2 separate regions of the Homo sapiens genome follow, and region 2 is linked to region 1. A link is a contact called in ENCODE Hi-C data. All regions are on one chromosome and are shown on one strand. The core of a region is the stretch at or near the end of the contact, and the rest is flanking DNA. Distances in the headings are between cores, read along the strand shown.

Region 1 (4,319 bases), core at 997-3,496:
GAGAATGCTGTTAGAGCTGTTAACTATTTAGGGCGAGAATCAATTTAGCTGCTTATGAAAGTAAAGCAACGTTTCTGAGAAGGTCTACTGCAGCAGCTGGACAATGTTGAGCCTGCAACGCCCCGCTCCCCTCTGCCCCCGCTGCACCCCCCCCTCCATCCCCCCCACCACCTGCCAGTATCAGGAGCACAACCCTTGGGCCAAGTTGCTGCTTGGACCCCAGGCTCTCCTTTGACAGCAGTGCCCTGCATCTGACCTGCCCTCAGTCTACCTGCTCGAAGGTTTCTGCCCCAGTCCCCAGCTTCCAGTATGGTCTCCATTCTCAACATCTCACTGCAAGTGCCCCATGGGCCCAGCAGATACAGTCTGCTCTTAAAAACCAAACATCCGCAGTATTTTCAGAAATGCTGACTTATACAGAACACACCCTACAGAGAGAGCCCATAGGATTCCACCAAGTGAATGTGAAAAGCACAACATTTAAGGGAGGGTTCAATGGACAAACCTACAACCTATGATAACCTTAAGGAGGACAAGCACATAGATGCAGGTGATGGTAACAGGTTCCCCTACTGTTCAATCAGGCTCACATCTCAGACCACTCAGTCTCCTGCAGCTAGAAGAGACTCCAAGGCCAGACAAAACCCTGAGGGTCTCCAGTAACTTTACCCACATCCACCCAGGCAGTTCAGCAAGAGTCACACTCCAGGACAAGTCTTATTTTCATCAAAAAGCTTACAGCCTTACTTCTCCAAGTGTGGTCTAGAAGGCAGCAGCATCACCTGTATCTTGTTAGAAATGCAGACTCTCAGGCCCACCCAGACCTACTGAGTTAGGATCTGTGTTTTAACAAGATGCCCAGGATGCTTTAGAGTAATTAGAACAAAGCACTCTGCCCAAATAGCATGACAGTTTACTTAGGCTTTTACTTGATCTCGTCTTTCTTCATGGATTGGAAGTTTCTAGACAGCATAGACTGTGCCTATCTCAGCTGCTGGTACATAGTAAATACTCAAGAAATATTTGTTGAATGAATGGATGAATAGGCAGTCTACTAACGACTAAAGAGATCTAACCTGTTTTAAGTGCAAAGACAGACACACGGAAGGATCAGAGACAGAAAGAGGATGCATACCTGGGGATGGAGGAAGACATTGAAACAAGGTAGTCAGATAAGCATCTCTAAAGGGGGTGGCATTAGGATGAGACATGATGGATGAGAAGGTACATGCCAGGCAAGAGGATGTTGGACAGAGGAAATGGCATCTGCATCTGCCACCATAAAGCGGGTGCTTTCTCGAAGGCCAGTAAAGGCAGGCCATTGTGGCTGGAGCAAAGTGAAAGAGAGGAAAGTGGTCAAAACTCCCCTAACTGCCAAAGAAGAGAATCAGGACTCGTAGGTTTGGCTCTGGTGATGGAACAAAGTAGCTCCAAGAAGGTAGATTCAGAAGGCCCCAAAACCATTATGACTGCTGGGGGCAACAGAAGGGCCCTGTACGGAGTCCCTGCTGCCATCTTCCAGGCTCTTGGAGTTGGGTGTGAGAGAGGCTGGCCACAGAGGGCAGGAGTCCATCAGCCAGACCTGGCTGGAGATGCCACAGGTCTAGAGCTGCTTGCGAAGTAGAAATGAAGATTACTCATGGTCTTCAACAAGTTGATCCAGAAACTTCTGGGCAGCCGAGCATCCGAGGGACAAGGAGGCCAGTCCAGATGTCACCCTGCAGCAGCGCACTGGCAGAGAAGACACAAATGACATGTGTCAGTGCAGGTAGCCGTGTCAGCGGGTGAGCGACATCCTCCCGGCACTGAACAACACTGCTGGGGTTCAGGTGACAAAGCAGGAGGAGGGAAAAATGCCACACAGGGTTCATGCTCCTGAGGCTCTGTGCAGCAACACAGCTGGCACCCTCTGCCTCCAGTTTTGGTGCCAGCCCACAAGCAGCAGCTCCAGAGAAGCCTCTCTGCAAATATCCCACCGTGGAGTCCAGTCATATGGCTGCCAAGGGTCCTTGGAAATACTCAGGCCTAAGCCCCTCTTTTCACAGATGAGAAAAGCCAAGACTCAGAAGATAGGCCTTGCCCTAAATCAGCAGCGAGGAACAGCAAGGCCAGGAATAGAATTGCAGAATCAAGTCTATAAAGCTTACATTTTACCTGTAAATTACCACTCTAATAAAACTCTGTTTCTAAACAAATGTTATTCTTACTCTGTCTGACTCCTAACTGAAGAGACAAAGCAGCCTGCAGTTCCAGATCTTAACCATGCCCCCAGTTCTCTCTCCTTAATCCCAAATGACTTGCACCAGCCAAACTGAAACTCCTGGTTTTCGTCAAAAACAAAGTTCAAGAAAGAACTGTTCACATTTGAGCAGGGGAAGAAAATCTAAAAATTGTAGAGGGAAACTGAAAAACTTTTTTCAAAAATCTGAATTTATGAGATATAAAGAATAAGAACAAGAAGAAAAGCTCTTGTTCCATACATCAGGTTTACCCACCCAAGACCAGAACCATCCCAGGAAATGCTTGGAGACCACAAAAAATCATGCATTTTAAAGGTTGGTGGGTTATTAATTCAAATATAATCATCCAAATAGTTGCCTCTTTCCCCTGCATTCTAGCTTCGGTTAGCCCTGACACATCAATGCAACCTCGAGCAGATCACACCTAACTTTGCAGATCTTCAGTCAACTCATCTATAAAACGAGGAGCGTGATAAAACTCAGGTGTCCTTCAGCTAGAAAATTCCAAAATTCTGTTACACTTTTGGAACAGAACTGAAAATTAATGTCCCCATTAAGTCGGCTTATACAAAGTTTATTTTCTTAACTTGAAGAAATGAAAGTCATTATAAATTTAAATTACCATATCTCTTAGGAAATAATTACTAAGTTGGTGTCACAGTGGTTGCATTCTGTTTCTAGGGAGTAAGCTTCAGCAATGACAAATCGTTAAACGATTCTTCAGGGAGACAGAGCCAAATACCCCACCCTCACTAAATGGGTATTTGGCTCTATTTCCCCAAAGGTCCATTATTATTTATAAGGCAAAAATTAGGGTTTCTTTTGCATAGCGTAGAACTCAGGCAGTGAGGTCATTTGTTTTGAAACTGCAGCAACCAGTCCCACTTTTTTTTTTTCCATTAGCATTCTAGTTACTCTGGGTCAAGAGAGTGAGATGCAGATTTCAGAGAACAGTCAAAGGCTGCAAGGCCACCCACAGCATCGTCAAGGATTCCACCTGGGACAGCCCGGAGTCTAACCTACAGCTCATTTTCCTTTCACTCTCAAACGTGAGAAGCCAATGACGACTCAGACACAAGCAAACCAAACATATTTCAAGGAATCGTCAACAGCCTCAGGGTCCATTTAAAAAACAAAACACTACCATAACCTCCACATTATTCCTTATTCTTTTTTGAGACAGGGTCTCACTCTCCCGTCCTGGCTGGAGGACAATGGTGCAATCATAGCTCACTGCGGCCTCAAACTCCTGGCTCAAGTGATCCTCCCATCTCAGCCTCCCGAGTAGCTAGGACTACAGGCATGCACTGCCACACCTGGCTAATTATTTTATTATTTTATTTTTTGTAGAGACAGGGTCTGACTATGTTGGTCTCAAACCCCCAGGCTCAAGCAATCCTCTCACCTCAGCCTCCCAAAGCACTGGGATTATAGGCATGTGCCACCAAGACTGGCCCATATTATCCCTTATTCTTACTGAGTGAAAAAGGGGTGGAGAAGGGATGACAAATTCCTCTGAGAATGATAGATGCTTTCACTCAAAAAGGAGAACATAGAGACAATTATGCCTTCAGTTTCAAGGATTCATGAGCCCTCTGAAATTTCTTTTCTGAACCTCAGGTTTAGGACCCCTGCTAAATTAACATGTTAAAAGGAATCCTCTTTTATAAGTCTCTCTGAATGCTGTACAATTCCTTTGTTTGTTCTGTTTTGTTTTGTTTTTAGTACAGACTTTCGCTCGTTACCCAGGTTGGAGCTCAAAGGCACATGTCTGGGCTCACTGCAACTTCCGCCTCCGGGGTTCAAGCGATTTTTCTGCCTCAGCCTCCCAAGTAGCTGGGGTTACAGATGCATGCCACCACACCTGGCTAATTTTTGTATTTTTAGTAAAAACAGGCTTTCACCACTTTGGCCAGGCTGGTCTCGAACTCCTGACCTCAGGTGATCCACCTGCCTCGGCCTCCCAAAGTGCTGGGATTACAGGCGTGAGCCACCATGCCCGGCCCTGTACAACTCCTTTGTAAATGCAGTTGTGAATGGCAACCCTAATTACAAAGGGATGCACAGGAAGAGCAGGAT
Region 2 (4,365 bases), core at 1,152-3,651, 40 kb before region 1:
GCCTATAATCCCAGCACTTTGGGAGGCCGAAGCAGGCAGATCACAAGGTCAGGAGTTCAACACCGGCCTGACCAACATGGTGAAACCCCGACTCTACTAAAAATACAAAAACTAGCGGGACGTGGTGACGCATGCCTGTAGTCCCAACTACTCAGGAGGCTGAGACAGGAGAATCGCTTGAACCCAGGAGGCGGAGGTTGCAGTGAGCCGAAATCATGCCACTGTACTCTAGCCTGGCGACAGAGTGAGACTCAATCTCAAAAAAAAAAAAACTGCTGCTAGCTAATATTTAATGAGCATTTACTATGTGCTCAGTCTGACGTCAGTGCTTTACTCTCGTTCCACACAACAATCTTATGGCTAAGTAAAATCATTAACCCCATTTTTCTTATGAGAAAATTCAGGCTTAAATAGTTCAAGTAATATGTCCAGGGATATTTAAGTAAGTGGCAGAGCTGGGACATGGCTACAGAGTCTCCCATAATTATTTCATTTAAAAAAAGAAAGAGACAAACAGACTTACCCAACAGGTCTGGGAAACTTTTGTACCATCAAATCAGTATGTTCCTTAGAATTAACATGTTTGTTTTTCCAAGTGGGTAATGTGGTAAGCCACAAAGCACCAATTCTCTTATAACATTAGCGGTGTGTTTGACTTTTAAAAAACAAATTAGAATGTAAGTAGAGTCCTCATTCTCCTGGCCAATGTCATTTTTTTGTTTACAAAAGGGGTACAAAATTAAAATATTGGGGGTGTGGAATAATTATTCAGGTTCATTGCAAAACAGCAATCACCACCTCATTTTTCTCCACTGCTCGGCAAATGCAGTGGGGGTAAACCACCATGGCCCCCAAGCAAACTTAAAAGTAGAAACAATTTTGTTTGGGATATCTTTATGTTTGTATCTATAAGGATTTAACTCAGTTATTTTTCAAGCAAAAACATGAAACATCCCATTTTATTCCAAGTACAACAAATGTGTGAACCTTTACTGTGATTTTCTACTAACAGCAGTTCAGGGTATGAAGGAAAAGGAAGAGGACAAAGGGACAAGGGTGAGCCTAAGGAGTAGTAAAGACTGGACAAAGAGGCTAAAGGATGAAAGGCACAGGTGCAGAAAGTGGGGACTCCAAGGCACAAAGTGGGAGGAACGGCGAAGGTTTGGTAATCTCTGAATTAGCAGCAACCTCTCGCCATCCTTGGCTTCAGAACATCCACCAGCCACTGAAATATTATTAGCTCTTTCATCCGTATCCACTGATCTTCAATGAAATAGTAACAGTGAGGAGGTGCCACATGGTGACGGAGCAGCAATATCTTCAATCTACAGCATCATAGTCAGAACAATCCCATCACTGGATAGTTCCAGTGAAACCCACATCTCCCTCCACTCCAGTCAACCTACACCTTTCCAATAAAACTCAGGACCAAGTTTATCAATACCTAATTCTGCCTCATGCAATTACCTCACCTCCTACCTAAAATCTTAAATAAGCAGCCCCAAAAAAACTTTCTGCTCTCAAAATGATACGAGGCAAAGCTACTAAGAATGACTGCACAGGCAAATGAGTCGTGGTATGATTGATCACCTGCCCCCTAGAGCTTCTGTCCAATTAAGCTGGGTGGGCAGAGACTGATGGTACCAAAGGCAGAAGGACACCACCAGGCCTTCAGCCATGGGAAGAAAAGAGACAAGAGGCGGATCAAGGCTGCAACAGCTGTCCAGAAGCAAGCATGCACCCAAAGTTGAAATCAAAAGATTTGAGATAATTATAGGTCACTACCAACACCATAGAGTGAATATGTTCCTTCACCTGACAGACACATTTTGTCTTATTTGTAGTCAAAACAAATAGAGTAAAATGTAGAATTCTTCAGGCAGAGCAGCAAAACTCCTAACTGCATAATGTGATTAGGACCAAAATAAACCTATGACCCATATAAAAACACTGAAAACATAATCCAAAGAGGAAAGGATGCTGTATGTCATTTGCAAAAAGGAGAAGGCAAACTCACATGTTGTTCTGGACCTAATTTAGAAGCTCTTATTGCCAAAAACTATAATAAATTGTGAGCACACTGTCTTCTTTTCATACTGCCTTACCCTCTCAACTATAAATAATAATTTCATATAAGCTGCAACGGAAACGGCAGCAAAAGACATGGTCTCTACTTGCACAAGTCACTTGACCTCTCTAAACCCAGGTCTCCACCTGTAAAAAGAGATGGTTGCATTGGATGATCCACAAAGTAGAGTCACACTAATCAAATGTCTTCAGTTTTGAAATTCACACTTGATTGGCTCCCTTCGAGTCCTGGCCACATCATACCTGAGCTGCCCTTCCCCACCCAGGATCTTGTTGCATAGGGGGTTCAGCAGCAGCGAGCTACTGCACAGCGGGACATGCCAGCAACCACAGCTGCTATGGGGCAAGCCCAGCACACATAAAGGACAGGCAGAGGGTGCCTACAAGAGGAATGGCAAGTATGTTCTGCTGGATTTATTTATACTTTACGACCTGTCCACTACCAAAAGAATTCACTGGAGTCTGATATAAAAACACACGTCTGAAAAAAAATCAGATGTGTGAAAAACACCAAAAACCCCAACATGCACAGAAGGCACTTAAAATGAAGATCAAATTAAAAACTAGAAACTGTATGCATGTTTTCAGTGATCCTTTAGTCACTGGTAGTATGTCTACACAGATAAGCCTAAGGATAATTTCTTGTATCTAAGTAAGAAATGCCCTCTCCTTCAGGGAGAACACTCATCACAAAGTTTACTAAACCCAACACATAATAGGATCTGTTATAGTTATATTTCAAAGAAAAGGAGAAAGAGAAAGTTTTAAATTCCTGCACACAGGTATGCCAGAAAACAAGACCACAACTTGCTGGCTCTTTGGAGTAGCCAAAGTCTGGAAACTATGCAAATTTCCAGTGACAGTAAAATGGATAAATTATAGTATATTCACACAATGGATTACTATGCAGCAATAAAAATGAACAAACCAGTCATGCAAACAACAACATGGATCAATCTCACCAACACAGTGCTGAGCTAATAGCAAGAGCTAACTGATATGATAAATATACTTTTGGGGGGATTAAAATTATATTGGGAGTATGACTGAAGATAGCCATCTACCACACAGATTTAAATAGAAGATGAAAAAAATCAGAGAAACAGAAATAATAAAAATCTTAGCATTAAAATGGGCCTTAGATCTTCTCTAGCTAAGCAGCTTCATTTGACAGAGAAGGAAACAGAGTGTGTAGGGAGTTCCAAGGTTCACGTGCTCTTAATTCCTAGGTCTGTACCTTTGCCTCATACCTGCTCCTCTCCACAAAATGTTCCAGACTTACATTTCCGCTCTCCTTGGTGTAAGTGAGTTATATTTTTTTAAATGGCATTTTGCATATTTACTCTCTTCTGGGAAAGTTGAAAGTTTTCATTTTCCCAGTTTGTTAATTCCACACTCCAACAGGGTAAAGATAGAAACTGATTTAACTCTTCTCATTAGCAATGCCAATTATTTAGGAAGATAACTGTTGAATACTCACTTAAGGACTACTGAGAGATTAAATGCAATTTACCACTCTCGAAGTCTTTAACACTTCAATTACAATTACAACCTGACACAAAATTAATTTCCATGTTTTGAAATAATACACCAAACTAACTGATACAATTTCCCTTTCTTTCCCTCTGTCAAAAGTCAATGCCCATGAACTGCTAAAATAAAATCTCTTCTTACAGTATGTGAAGGTCACATTATATTTACATGCTAATGACCACTGTGAATTAATTACCACTCTTAATCAAACAAGCTCATCTGCCTAAAACAGGTTATAAAAGACCTTTGAGAGGGGAAAAAAGCACCGTATTAAAACTTTGTTCCCAACATGCCATACGTACTTGTAAAGGGAGACTCAGGATTTTTCTTAAGAGCATTAGACATTTGATCTTTTTAACAGAATTATACTTCACTGCCACAATGAAGAAAGTTTTATGGTTATTTTTTTCATAACACTACTGACATAATGACATCAGGTAAAACCTCATTCATAATGTATTCAAAAGTTTTGTTCACAAGTAATAAGAGCCTCTAGGAAATTAATTACCAACAAGAACTAAAAAAGCTGGAGGTGTTCGCATACTAGGCTAGTAGCCAACAAGCAACTGGTGACCAAAGTAAAGCAGCTAGGTACAGTGTGTGCTGTGCGCATATATTATGCAAAAACTAGAAAGTTGTGTCTTTCAAGTTATAGCAAAGCTAATGTTGAGGTTTCTGCCAACTCCTTGACAAGAATTTCTTTTGCTTTGGTTAGTAGAGGGCGGAGGGGTTAACTTGTAAGAG

Evidence for each region. A loop is a pair of places that touch in the nucleus more often than their neighbours do. Pooled maps may share reads with other maps.
Region 2: a loop to region 1 is called in a map of psoas muscle, with 2.3 times the contacts of the local background. The contact joins two enhancer-like sites. A Hi-C loop is called at or near these places in 6 of 168 maps with a recorded cell type or tissue (aorta, ascending aorta, cardiac septum and 3 more) and 5 of 50 pooled maps.

Annotation. Positions count from the first base shown.
Region 1 is chr15:62,473,738-62,478,056 of GRCh38, reverse strand. All of the region lies in intron 1 of TLN2 (talin 2), which reads right to left. Among named protein-coding and RNA genes, the nearest start is that of TLN2, 85 kb to the right of the region's middle. Within about 2 kb of position 2,246, at least 3 of the 41 ENCODE cell types and tissues checked have a DNase peak (open chromatin) inside an H3K27ac peak, as active enhancers do.
Region 2 is chr15:62,513,952-62,518,316 of GRCh38, reverse strand. The region is part of intron 1 of TLN2 (talin 2); the gene reads right to left. Among named protein-coding and RNA genes, the nearest start is that of TLN2, 130 kb to the right of the region's middle. Within about 2 kb of position 2,401, at least 2 of the 41 ENCODE cell types and tissues checked have a DNase peak (open chromatin) inside an H3K27ac peak, as active enhancers do.